3 separate regions of the Homo sapiens genome follow, and all the other regions are linked to region 2. Evidence: chromatin contacts called from ENCODE Hi-C data. All regions are on one chromosome and are shown on one strand. The core of a region is the stretch at or near the end of the contact, and the rest is flanking DNA. Distances in the headings are between cores, read along the strand shown. Region 1 overlaps LOC105379182 (a long non-coding RNA gene). Region 2 has its middle 88 kb from the start of WSPAR. Region 3 has its middle 140 kb from the start of FSTL4.

What was found. A loop is a pair of places that touch in the nucleus more often than their neighbours do. Pooled maps may share reads with other maps.
Region 1: a pooled map shows a loop between it and region 2 (6-fold over the local background). The contact joins two enhancer-like sites. A Hi-C loop is called at or near these places in 23 of 37 single-sample maps with no recorded cell type and 7 of 50 pooled maps.
Region 3: a pooled map shows a loop between it and region 2 (5-fold over the local background). The contact joins two enhancer-like sites. A Hi-C loop is called at or near these places in 1 of 168 maps with a recorded cell type or tissue (posterior cingulate gyrus), 4 of 37 single-sample maps with no recorded cell type and 4 of 50 pooled maps.

Annotation. Positions count from the first base shown.
Region 1 is chr5:133,933,487-133,936,639 of GRCh38, forward strand. All of the region lies in intron 3 of LOC105379182 (a long non-coding RNA gene), which reads right to left. Among named protein-coding and RNA genes, the nearest start is that of WSPAR, 21 kb to the left of the region's middle. RefSeq lists an enhancer at 1-309. Within about 2 kb of position 1,850, at least 4 of the 41 ENCODE cell types and tissues checked have a DNase peak (open chromatin) inside an H3K27ac peak, as active enhancers do.
Region 2 is chr5:133,824,192-133,827,663 of GRCh38, forward strand. It overlaps a transcript of FSTL4 not described here. Among named protein-coding and RNA genes, the nearest start is that of WSPAR, 88 kb to the right of the region's middle. RefSeq lists an enhancer at 629-678. Within about 2 kb of position 1,565, at least 6 of the 41 ENCODE cell types and tissues checked have a DNase peak (open chromatin) inside an H3K27ac peak, as active enhancers do.
Region 3 is chr5:133,752,382-133,755,753 of GRCh38, forward strand. It overlaps a transcript of FSTL4 not described here. Among named protein-coding and RNA genes, the nearest start is that of FSTL4, 140 kb to the left of the region's middle. Within about 2 kb of position 1,655, at least 2 of the 41 ENCODE cell types and tissues checked have a DNase peak (open chromatin) inside an H3K27ac peak, as active enhancers do.

The DNA.
Region 1 (3,153 bases), core at 600-3,099, 110 kb after region 2:
TTAAATGCTTACATTTAACAAATAACTGCTCCTAACATTAAAACCTCACTTGGAACCATCCCCAACATCTAAATATAAAGAGGCAATTGTGAATGTGAGGCTTAGGCCAGGAGGCTCCCTGCCCCCGGCCACCAGGCTGAGCCCCGTGTCTGGAGGGGCAGCATGTGGGCCACACTGCCTGCACCAGGCCTGCCCAACGACCATGCGGCCAGGGCTCCCCTCCCTCCTCACCCCTTCCTTCATTCCTCTTCTTTCCCTGCTCCTCCCTCCTCCTTCTCTATCCACTTCCCTTCCTCCTCCTCATCCCCACTTTCTCCTCCCACCCATCTTTCTCTCTCCCTGTACCCTCCTCCACTGCCTCTCCCCTCCGCTCCCACCCCCGCTCACACATCTGAGCCCTGAAAGCCTGTGGGGACCTTGTGGTCCCAGGTGGGCCCAACTGCTCACTGCTGCCTAACCCTCTCCCTCCCACCTGGGACCTGCTGGGTTGTGGCTTGTCCTAGGGGCGCCAACCTTCCAGATCTGCATGACCAGGTCTTCACTTTAACGCTGCTGGTGTGGTCAGCAAAGCCTGGACTCGTCAGGAAGGGCTTCATGATGCAGGAACTGCGGCGAGTCCTGTACCTTCGCTGTGGCCTCACCTCTGTGTCTCCTGACATCCTGACACAGCCTGGAGCTTTGCCTCCCCACCTGACACTCCCGACACCCTAACAGACCACACTGCCCAGTTGCCCTTGCCCACGAAGGCCTCACCTCTCCACAACCTGCCTTGTAGAGTGTAAGGTGGCCTCTCTGTCCCCTGTGGCCCACTCCGGGTGACTGACACGATGGCACCAACCAGGATCCTGCAGGGCAGGCACCGCCTCTCCTGCCATCCCACTCCTGCCTGGCTAAAGATCACAGCCCAGTGCTCCCAGCTGTATGTCCTCAGGACACCCTGGCGCAAGGTCTGGCTGGCCCTTCCACTTCCTTCAGCTGGACTGAGTTGTGGAGCTTGCCAGATGTTTCCAGAGAGGTGAAGGGAGGTCTCAGCTGTTGGAGTATGGGTGCTTCTAGTTTTAAAGAGGTGTGGGCTCTGCTAAAGTTTCCGTCTTTCATTCAGTCACACTCCCTGCACACCCACGGTGTGCCAGGCCCCATGCTAAGTGCTAGGGATACAGGGAGCAACAGCCAGACAGTGCCCTGTCCTCAGAGCTTTCAATGATGGCAGGCATTCAGCCAGCAATGACAATGATACTCAACAATGAGTATATAATAACTATTAGAATTTGAGGGACACAGGAGTGTACACCAGGGGCTCTGATTTCATCCAAGCCAGGGATGGAATGATAGGGGAAAGCCCATCTGCACAATTTTGGTTGGGATTTGAGGGGCAGATAGAAGAAGCTGGTCAAAAGAGTAAGAAAAGGAGGTCCTGTGGGGTCCTGGCAGGCAAGGGACCCCACAGGGAACCTGGGTTTCATGCATATGAAGTCATGGAAGAAGGCTCCTGTGGCCACAATGTGGTGAGTGGGGGCGGCCAGCAGGCTGAAGTCAGATCCCCCAGGCCTGGGATGCAGACCACTACTTAAGGCTGAATTGCTTCAGGTGGAATCCTGGTGCAGGGTCCCAGGCCTGACCCCAGAGGCTGGCTCCTCCCCAAACTGCCCCCAGCCATGTGCTCTGTTCTTTCATGGTCTCAGAGAAGAAGCTGGTCAGGACAGAGGACCCTGAGGAAGGGCTCTCTGTTTAGACAGCTCCTATCCCACTCCTTCAGGCCAGTCCTGGTCATGCTCAGGACATGGACCAGGAGCAAAGCGCCATGCTCTGCCCCTCCCTGCATGTGCCAGCCCCACTGGTCACACCCCGATGGCCCTTACATACTTACAGCTGTGCCACTGGGTAATTTAGCTCCCAGGGGTATTATATTTAAGGTTTTGTCAACAGGCTATTTATAAAATGCCTCTCAGGCGTGGAGAGGAAGCTCAGAGGGAGTAGGGGATGGGCACACTGCTCCTCCAGAATTATAGAGCTGCTAGAGAACCAGCTAGGACTGCAGAGGCAACAGGAATGTGTATGGTCATCAAGGTGGCTGTGGTCCGAGGACACATGCCCACCATCCTGGCAGCAGGGTGGCAGGTGTATGTGCTGAGACTGGCCTGCACTCAGGCTGTTCTCTGCACTGGCCACCTCAGGCCCCTCGCCCTCCCCATCTTCAGTTGTTCAGATCCCACCATTCTTCAACATTCAGCCAGGATGACCCCTCCTCCCCAAACCCCCACTGATTCTGTGGCTCCTCCTCCAGTACTGTGGCTCCTCCCCTGGTTCTGGGCTCCTCCCCCGGTTCTGTGGCTCCTCCTCTGGTTCTGTGGCTCCTCCTCTGGTTCTGTGGCTCCCCTCCCGGGTTCTGTGGCCCCTGCTCCGGTTCTGTGGCCCCCTCATCAGGTTCTGTGGCCCCTCGTCCAGTTCTGTGGCTCCTCCTCTGGTTCTGTGACTCCTCCTCTGGTTCTGTGGCTCCTCCTCTCGTTCTGTGGCTCCTCCCCTGGTTCTGTGGCTCCTCCTTCGGTTCAGTGTCTCTTCATCCGGTTCTGTGACTCCTCCTCTGGTTCTGTGGCTCCTCCTCCAGTTCTGTGGCTCCTCCTCTGGTTCTGTGACTCCTCCTCTGGTTCTGTGGCTCCTCCTCTTGTTCTGTGGCTCCTCCTCCAGTTCTGTGGCTCCTCCTCCAGTTCTGTGGCTCCTCCTTCAGTTCAGTGGCTCTTCATCCGGTTCTGTGTCTCCTCCTCTGGTTCTGTGGCTCCTCCTCCAGTTCTGTGCCTCCTCCTCTGGTTCTGTGGCTCCTCCCCTGGTTCTGTGGCTCCTCCTCTGGTTCTGTGGCTCCTCCCCTGGTTCTGTGGCTCCTCCTCTGGTTCTGTGGCTCCTCCCCTGGTTCTGTGGCTCCTCCTTCGGTTCAGTGGCTCTTTGTCCGGTTCTGTGTCTCCTCCTCCGGTTCTGTGGCTCCTCCTCCAGTTCTGTGACTCCTCCTCTGGTTCTGTGGCTCCTCCTCCAGTTCTGTGGCTCCTCTTCTGGTTCTGTGGCTCCTCCTCTGGTTCTGTGACTCCTCCTCTGGTTCTGTGGCTCCTCCTCTCGTTCTGTGGCTCCTCCCCTGGTTCTGTGGCTCCTCCTTCGGTTCAGTGG
Region 2 (3,472 bases), core at 315-2,814:
CATCAGATCCCACAGGACTGCTCCCACTCCAGATGCCAATCATAAATAGTGGGTTGCCACCTATGCTTCTGATGGACCCACTATAAATGAGGGTTCCCACAGCCCCCTCCTTGGGTTCGATTAATCTGCTATAGCAGCTCACAGAACTCAGGGAAACGCTTTACTTACATTTACCAGTTTAATCCAGGTGAAAGAGATCCACAGAACAAGGCATGTGCCCCCATCCTGAGGCTATTTAGGGGCCACCAGCCATCTCAGAAGCAGACAAAAGACACTCATATCCCTCTAGAGATTCCAGGGCTTCAGGATCTCTTGCCAGGAAAGGGAGATGAAGACCAAATGTATATTTCACAGTATCAGAGTACCTGAGTATATTTCACCACCATTAAACAAGAGGTGATGCATGACTCAGCTCCATCAGAGAAGTAAGAAGACTCGGGGCGAAGAAGGCCCTGTGCCTTTCTCTGGCACACTGGAAGCACCTGCTTGTGTACCAGCTTCTCACCAAGACCCCTGTTGCCAAAGCAACCAAGTTTGGCTTTTCCTGCCCAAAGCACGCAGGCATCCTTGAGCAGGGGAGAGGTGGAGCCAGGCATGCACCGGGAAACCACCACATACCATGTCCAATGGCTGAGCCCTTTGAACTCTCAAGGTTGCTAAATGGTACCTGAGTCCAGGACTCCCACCAAGACACCCAACTCCACAGACAGACAAGTTAATAAATCACAGCGTGAATCCCCTTCAGAGGGTGGCTGTGTGTAAAAATAGAGAGGGCACCACAGCTTCCTGCCCACCTTTTCCTGGTGTCCCTGGAATCATTCATTACAACCACAGGGCAAGAGTCCGTGGTGGCAGAGATGAAGAGGCTCAGTGGCCTGGCTCCACCTCCTCACTTCACAGAGACACTGAGGTCACTCAGGGACTCAGTGCCTCGCTGCACTCACACAGAGACTCAGGAGTCAAAACCAGTTAAAACCAGGCCTCAGGTCTCCCTACTCCCACGCCACCTTGAAGGACACACCCCCCAGAAACCACAGCTCACTCCTTTTTCAGGACTTCATAGTCAAGAAACAAGCCCTGCCAATCCTATGCTCAAAAGTCCCCAGGCTGAGATGCAGGTCTTTCAGGTGGGCACCAAACTTTGGTCTGGAATCTTGAACTCATTTCAAAGTGTTTCTCAAGATGGTTCTTGTATAATTTCCACCTTAGCACAAACTAATAGCTCCTCATTGCAATTCCTCTGCCTCTGCAGCCATTTACCACTGCATTGACCTTTGCTTCTAGGTTAATTATCAATAGTTTTGTCTATTGAAGAAATTGAACTGAATTAGCTTAGTTTTAATCTCTCATCAGTAATTCAAATGACCATTTCCCACTGATGAAAAATAAAACTATCCGCGGGGGTGGGTGCAGGAGAGCCACCAACTCCTAACAAGGCTTCACCAGGCAGGGAGGGGCATGGCCCTCACCAGTAGGCATCAAAGCCGTTCCCCTGGCGTCCCATGCTTGAGTGCCCTCGGTCTGGACTGGACTTGTGCCAGGGAGCACGGAGGATGTCCCAGGTTGGTCCGGCCCTGTCTGACAGCCCATTAGCTCCAGCTGTCGGTGACATCTGCCTGCTCTGATTACCGTCAGAGCTGCGGAGAAGCAATGGCCCCCAGCATCGAGCTGTCTCCCCCTGTGCTCAGCTGTCATCAAGTATTGTGTTTCCACCTCAAGGCACTCAGAACCCATCCCCGGCTGCTATTTATAACCTTCCTTGAGGTCGCCTGCCGGTGAGGCTGCAGAAGGGGTGTGCCACTTCAGGGCAAAAGGCCCCAAACACCACCAACTTCCTGCCACTGCCTCCAGGTGAGAAGCAGGCAACTTCTGAGCTGAGCAAAATCAATTCACAAAAGTACATGCAGCATCAGGTCAGCTTCCACTGCGCTCCATGGCTGGGGACTCCAGGCTACATGAGAGGGACACTGAGACTAGGGCAGCTTGCGATGTCACCAGAGGCCTGGAGAGATGGATTCAGATGGCGCCACATGGCTCCATGCTCAGCCTGACAGGACTGCCTCTGATATCTAAAAAGATGCCACAGTGATTGCAAAGGGACTGAAAATCCCAGCCTTTGACTTGTGCTGAGCCACCCATGTTAGTTTCCTGTGGCTGCCATAACAAAGGACCACAAACTGGGTGGCTTATAACGACAGAAATGATTCTCCCACAGTTCTGAAGCCCAGAAGCCCAGAATCCTGCCACACCAGACTCCCTCCAGGGACCCTAAGGGAGAAGCTGCCTTTGCCTCTTTCAGCTTCTGGTGGCCATCAGCATTCCTTGACTTGTGGCCGCATCACTCCAACCTCTGCCTCTGTGGCCACACTGCCTCCTCTTCGTGTGTCTTCTCTGTGTCTCAAATCCCCCGTTGGCCTTTCTCCTACAAGGACACTTGGATGCAGGGCCCACCTAGGTAATCCAGGAGTATCACCCCATCTCAAGATCCTTAATTTAATTTCACCTGCAAAACTGTTTTTCCAAATAAAGTCACACACACTGGGCTCAGGGACGTAGATACATCTTTTGGGGGACCACCTATTCAACCTAGTCTATACCCCAACCTAAGGGAATAAAACAAGAGTCTGGCTTTTAGAGTCAGGAAGCACTGGGTTTGAATCCCACCACTGCCACTGACTTAATAACTAAAATTCTGTCTTTTCTTAGGATGTCACCAGCACCCAGTGTGATTCCAATAACAGGGCCCAGCAGGGCAGGGATCTGAGAACAGGCCTTGCCCTCCTCCCCTCTCACCACAGAAGGCCCAATGGCACGCCCAGTGACAGTCCCGCCCCAGGCCCAGATGGGAGCAGGAACTTTGTGGGTCCGTAAAGACGGCCTGCAGAGGAGCCATTTGCTTTCCCCACTCCAGGGAAGCAGCACTCTGTCACCTCTTATGATACCGCATCATCCTCGGCTCTGGGACCTGGCTGCCTGCCTGCTTGTTTCTGCCTCAGCGCCCCCAGCAGCACCAATAGGTCTCCATCCAGGCTTTGTTTGCTTTTAATTACTAAGCCAACTAAGTGAGCCCCCAGCACAGACACACCTGGCTGCCTCTGACAGGTAATGAATCGTTCAACCATGTTCAAGGACAGGCCTTCCTGACAGCAGCGGGGCGATCAACTGAACAAAGTCAGGGTGAGCTGGGAGGGCAGAGAATATTGACTAAGGAGTGTCGCGGATGCCTGCCTCCCAACACTGCCCCTGAGCTCAGCTGATATGGATGCAGATAGTCTTGGGACCACAAGTTTCTGACGAGGAGGATTGATTTCTCTAGGAAAATGGAGAGTGGACACTGTGCAAATACTCTCTTATATATCAGCACCAACATGGAGATCCTTTAAACATCACTTTTCAGTGACCAAAAGAAGAGTTTTTCTTAAGACCAGAGAGAAGACATCCAAGTCTGTGGACTCCTCTTGTATGATTTTCC
Region 3 (3,372 bases), core at 405-2,904, 72 kb before region 2:
GCCACAATCCCCCTCTCATAAGGTCAGGAGTTTGAGACCAGCCTGGCCAACATGGTGAAACCCCGTCTCTACTAAAAATACAAAAGCTAGCCAGTTGTGGTGGCGGGTGCCTGTAATCTCAGCCACTTGGGAGGCTGAGAATCACTTGAACCCGGGAGGCAGAGGTTGCAGTGATCTAAGATTGCGCCACTGTACTCCAGCCTAGGCGACAGAGCGAGGCTCTGTCTCAAATAAAATAAAATAAAATTAAATTAAATTAAATTAAATTAAAGGGCTTCCTTTCCTAGCATTCGTGGAAAATAACTGAGATGTGGAATTCTGAAAGTCCTCTTCCACTGCCTATATAACAGTGATCATTTGTCACTGTGCAGGGGTCATAGGGGGCAGGGGGGTCAAGGGTCAGTGCTGCCAGCACAGACACCCCAGAATCTCACACAGAGAAAAGCTACCACAGCCTGTTACTGGTCGACCAGCTCTCTCCCCTTCTAATGAGGTCAAGTTGCAGTTATTTTCTTGCGCTCTGAGCCCCACACTTTCTTTCTTCATGTGAATGTGGATTTTCAAGAAAGAAAAGAAAAAACAAGACCTCTTTGTGATTCTCATACTATTTTGATTCTAAGTATAATGGTTGTTATGAAATAACCCCTTTAAAAGAAAACTACACCACAATGAACCAGCTACCCTTATATAATCAGAAAATGTAAATATGTTATAACAACAAAAAGAAAAAGTCTTTTTGTGGTCAAGACCAAAGTTACCTGTATGCATTATTCACAATAAAGGCAAACCAGACTTGCTCCCAGGCCCACAAACTGAAGGGGCAGCCTTCTCCTCTGCTCCCTGCTCTGCATCTTGCAAACAGGGAAATGAGATCTGGAGGGTTCTTTTGGCTCCTTATAACCAGAAAATGAAAATTGGACCCTGCTGAGAGTCACAAAAGCCCCAGATGGGCATGTGTCCACTGGCAGGCATGGTTACTTCTACTCAGTGACTTAACAGCCCTCATCACTGATGCTTGTTCTCCCAACTCCTCTGAAATAAGGGAGGGTGGGACCCAGGAGTCCCTAATCTCAGGTGGCTCACATTGCCTGGTTCCCCCATCAAATTGGCCACTCGATGAGCTGGAGAAGATTCACAGACACTTATATGGGAAACTGAGCTAAGCCAGGTGGTAACTCTCACTAGGGGCTGGCCAGGGGACTGGACACATGGTTCCAGCCAGCTGTACCACTCAATAACTATTTGACCCTGCCTGGACTTATCCCTTCTCTCCCCTGGGCCTTTGTGGGTCCACATTTGTTCTGTGTGTGTGTGTGTGTGTGTGTGTGTGTGTGTGTGTGTGTGTGTAGTGGCAGGGAAGGTCTGGCCCAGACATTCTGTGACCATAACCAACTCTCCCCATTCCTGCATAGCATCAGGTAGTGAGTGGCTGTCTGGGCACACCAATACAGTGAACCATAGTGCAGCCCAGTGTTTAAACTATGGACTTTAAATGCAGATAAGCCTAGGTTCAAGTCCCAGTTATGCCCCTTAACTTCTCTAAGCTGCAGTTTCAGCCTCTATAAAATAGGATAAAAAAGGAGATTGCAATAAGAAAATGGCTGTGAGTGTTAGCATAATGACTAATAGTGGGGAACCCAGGCAGGAAGCTCTGCTGTACCATTCGTGCCCTGAGGATATCCCAGCCCCATGTTCCGCCAACAGTGGAGACAACTTATACACAGCATACAAAGTAATCAGAGTCAGACAAGAGAATTTGACTTACAATTCAATCATCCAACTCTAGACAAGAGAGCAAACCGGAACCACCTCAGGGAGCCTAGTCTTCATTTTGTAATAAGTTAGTGAAGAAAATAAATACAAACTATCAATTTTTATCCTAGTCATAATGAAGTTTATTAGAAGGTATAATTGCTATGAAATAGAACTGACAATGATTAAAATTCCACACTGCACACTTTGTTAGAGCTAAAAGATATATATATATAAAAAGATCAAAATGTCCTAATAAAATTTAGATCTGCAAATATTTGTCCACGTAAATTGGATTTGAAAGAAACAATGGCCACACAAAAATTCACAATGGCAGAAGTTATAATGGATAGTTTGATAGATGTATTCAATCCTCCCTGTATAGTTTACACAAAACAGAATTAAATTCTTTGAAATAATTTTAGTAAAATTAGTATTACAAATAAGTTTACTAGACAGGATAGAAAACTGATGAAGGAATTAAACTAGTTTAATGAGGCTCACCTCAGAAAACCCACTATGTCTGCATTCATAAACACCAAGCCCAAGAGACCATGGTCAAAATACCTGTCAGGTCCACGCTCTGGGGACAAAATGCCCAGTGCTCACTAGAGGGCAGTATCCTGAGCCCAGTGGAGCTCAGACGTGTGAAGACAACATGTTGATTCTGCTCTAACTCTAGAGCCTACCGTTTAAGACAGACATTCCTGGACACCATCCACCTTTCCAGCCATCCCTCCCACCTTCCCCCACACCCTGAAGTCAAACTGGATTATTTTAGCCTGGGTTCCTTCGTGTACATTATCCCCTCTGTCTGGCAGGTCTTCCCATACCCCACTTCCCACCCTTCCTTCAAGACCCAGCTCTTGCTCCTCCTCCTCATTGCCTCCCACATGGCCTCCATCCCCCTGCAAGCCAGACCTCACCCTTCCTCATAGGCTCCTCCTGCCAAAGTCACCAATGACCTCTTCGTTGCCAACTCCATGGAAACTCTCAGATTTCCTTCTCTACCCATCACTCCCTCCTTCTGGCAACCATTTCTTTCTAAGTTTCCATGACCCCTTGGGCAATGCAGTTCCTTTTGGCCAAGGGCAATTCCTAGAAAGGGATGCAGCTGTGAGCTGTTATCAACCTACACCCAGGATAGCACTCTCACTCTGTCCCAGTTGCCTGGAAATATCATTTTTATTCTCTCTAAACATTCTGATGACCAAGAGCTGGTCCCGGGACAATAAAAGCAGCAATGAACCTGCCCCTCCACCTGCTATAGACAGGATACCACCATTATCCTTCCTCCACCAGCTCTCTTGGCTCAGAAATGGCCCTAAACCCAAAGCAGTAAAACTCAAGCACCTCTTCCATCAGACCCTCACATCCTCTCCTCCCCCTGCCCACCACCTCTCACACATACTCTAGACCTCACCCACATTTCAGCATACCTCAAATCTTGGCATAAATGTGCACTCCCCTTTTTCTGCCTGATGGGCTTCTACTTGCATCTTCAAAATCCAGCCCCAGCATCACTACCCAAAGCACCCTTCTCCATGTAGATCATAGCCAGCTCTCTGCTTTACAGGAGGACTGTTTCTTAGCACTGGGAGCTGAGACTCACCTTCCACA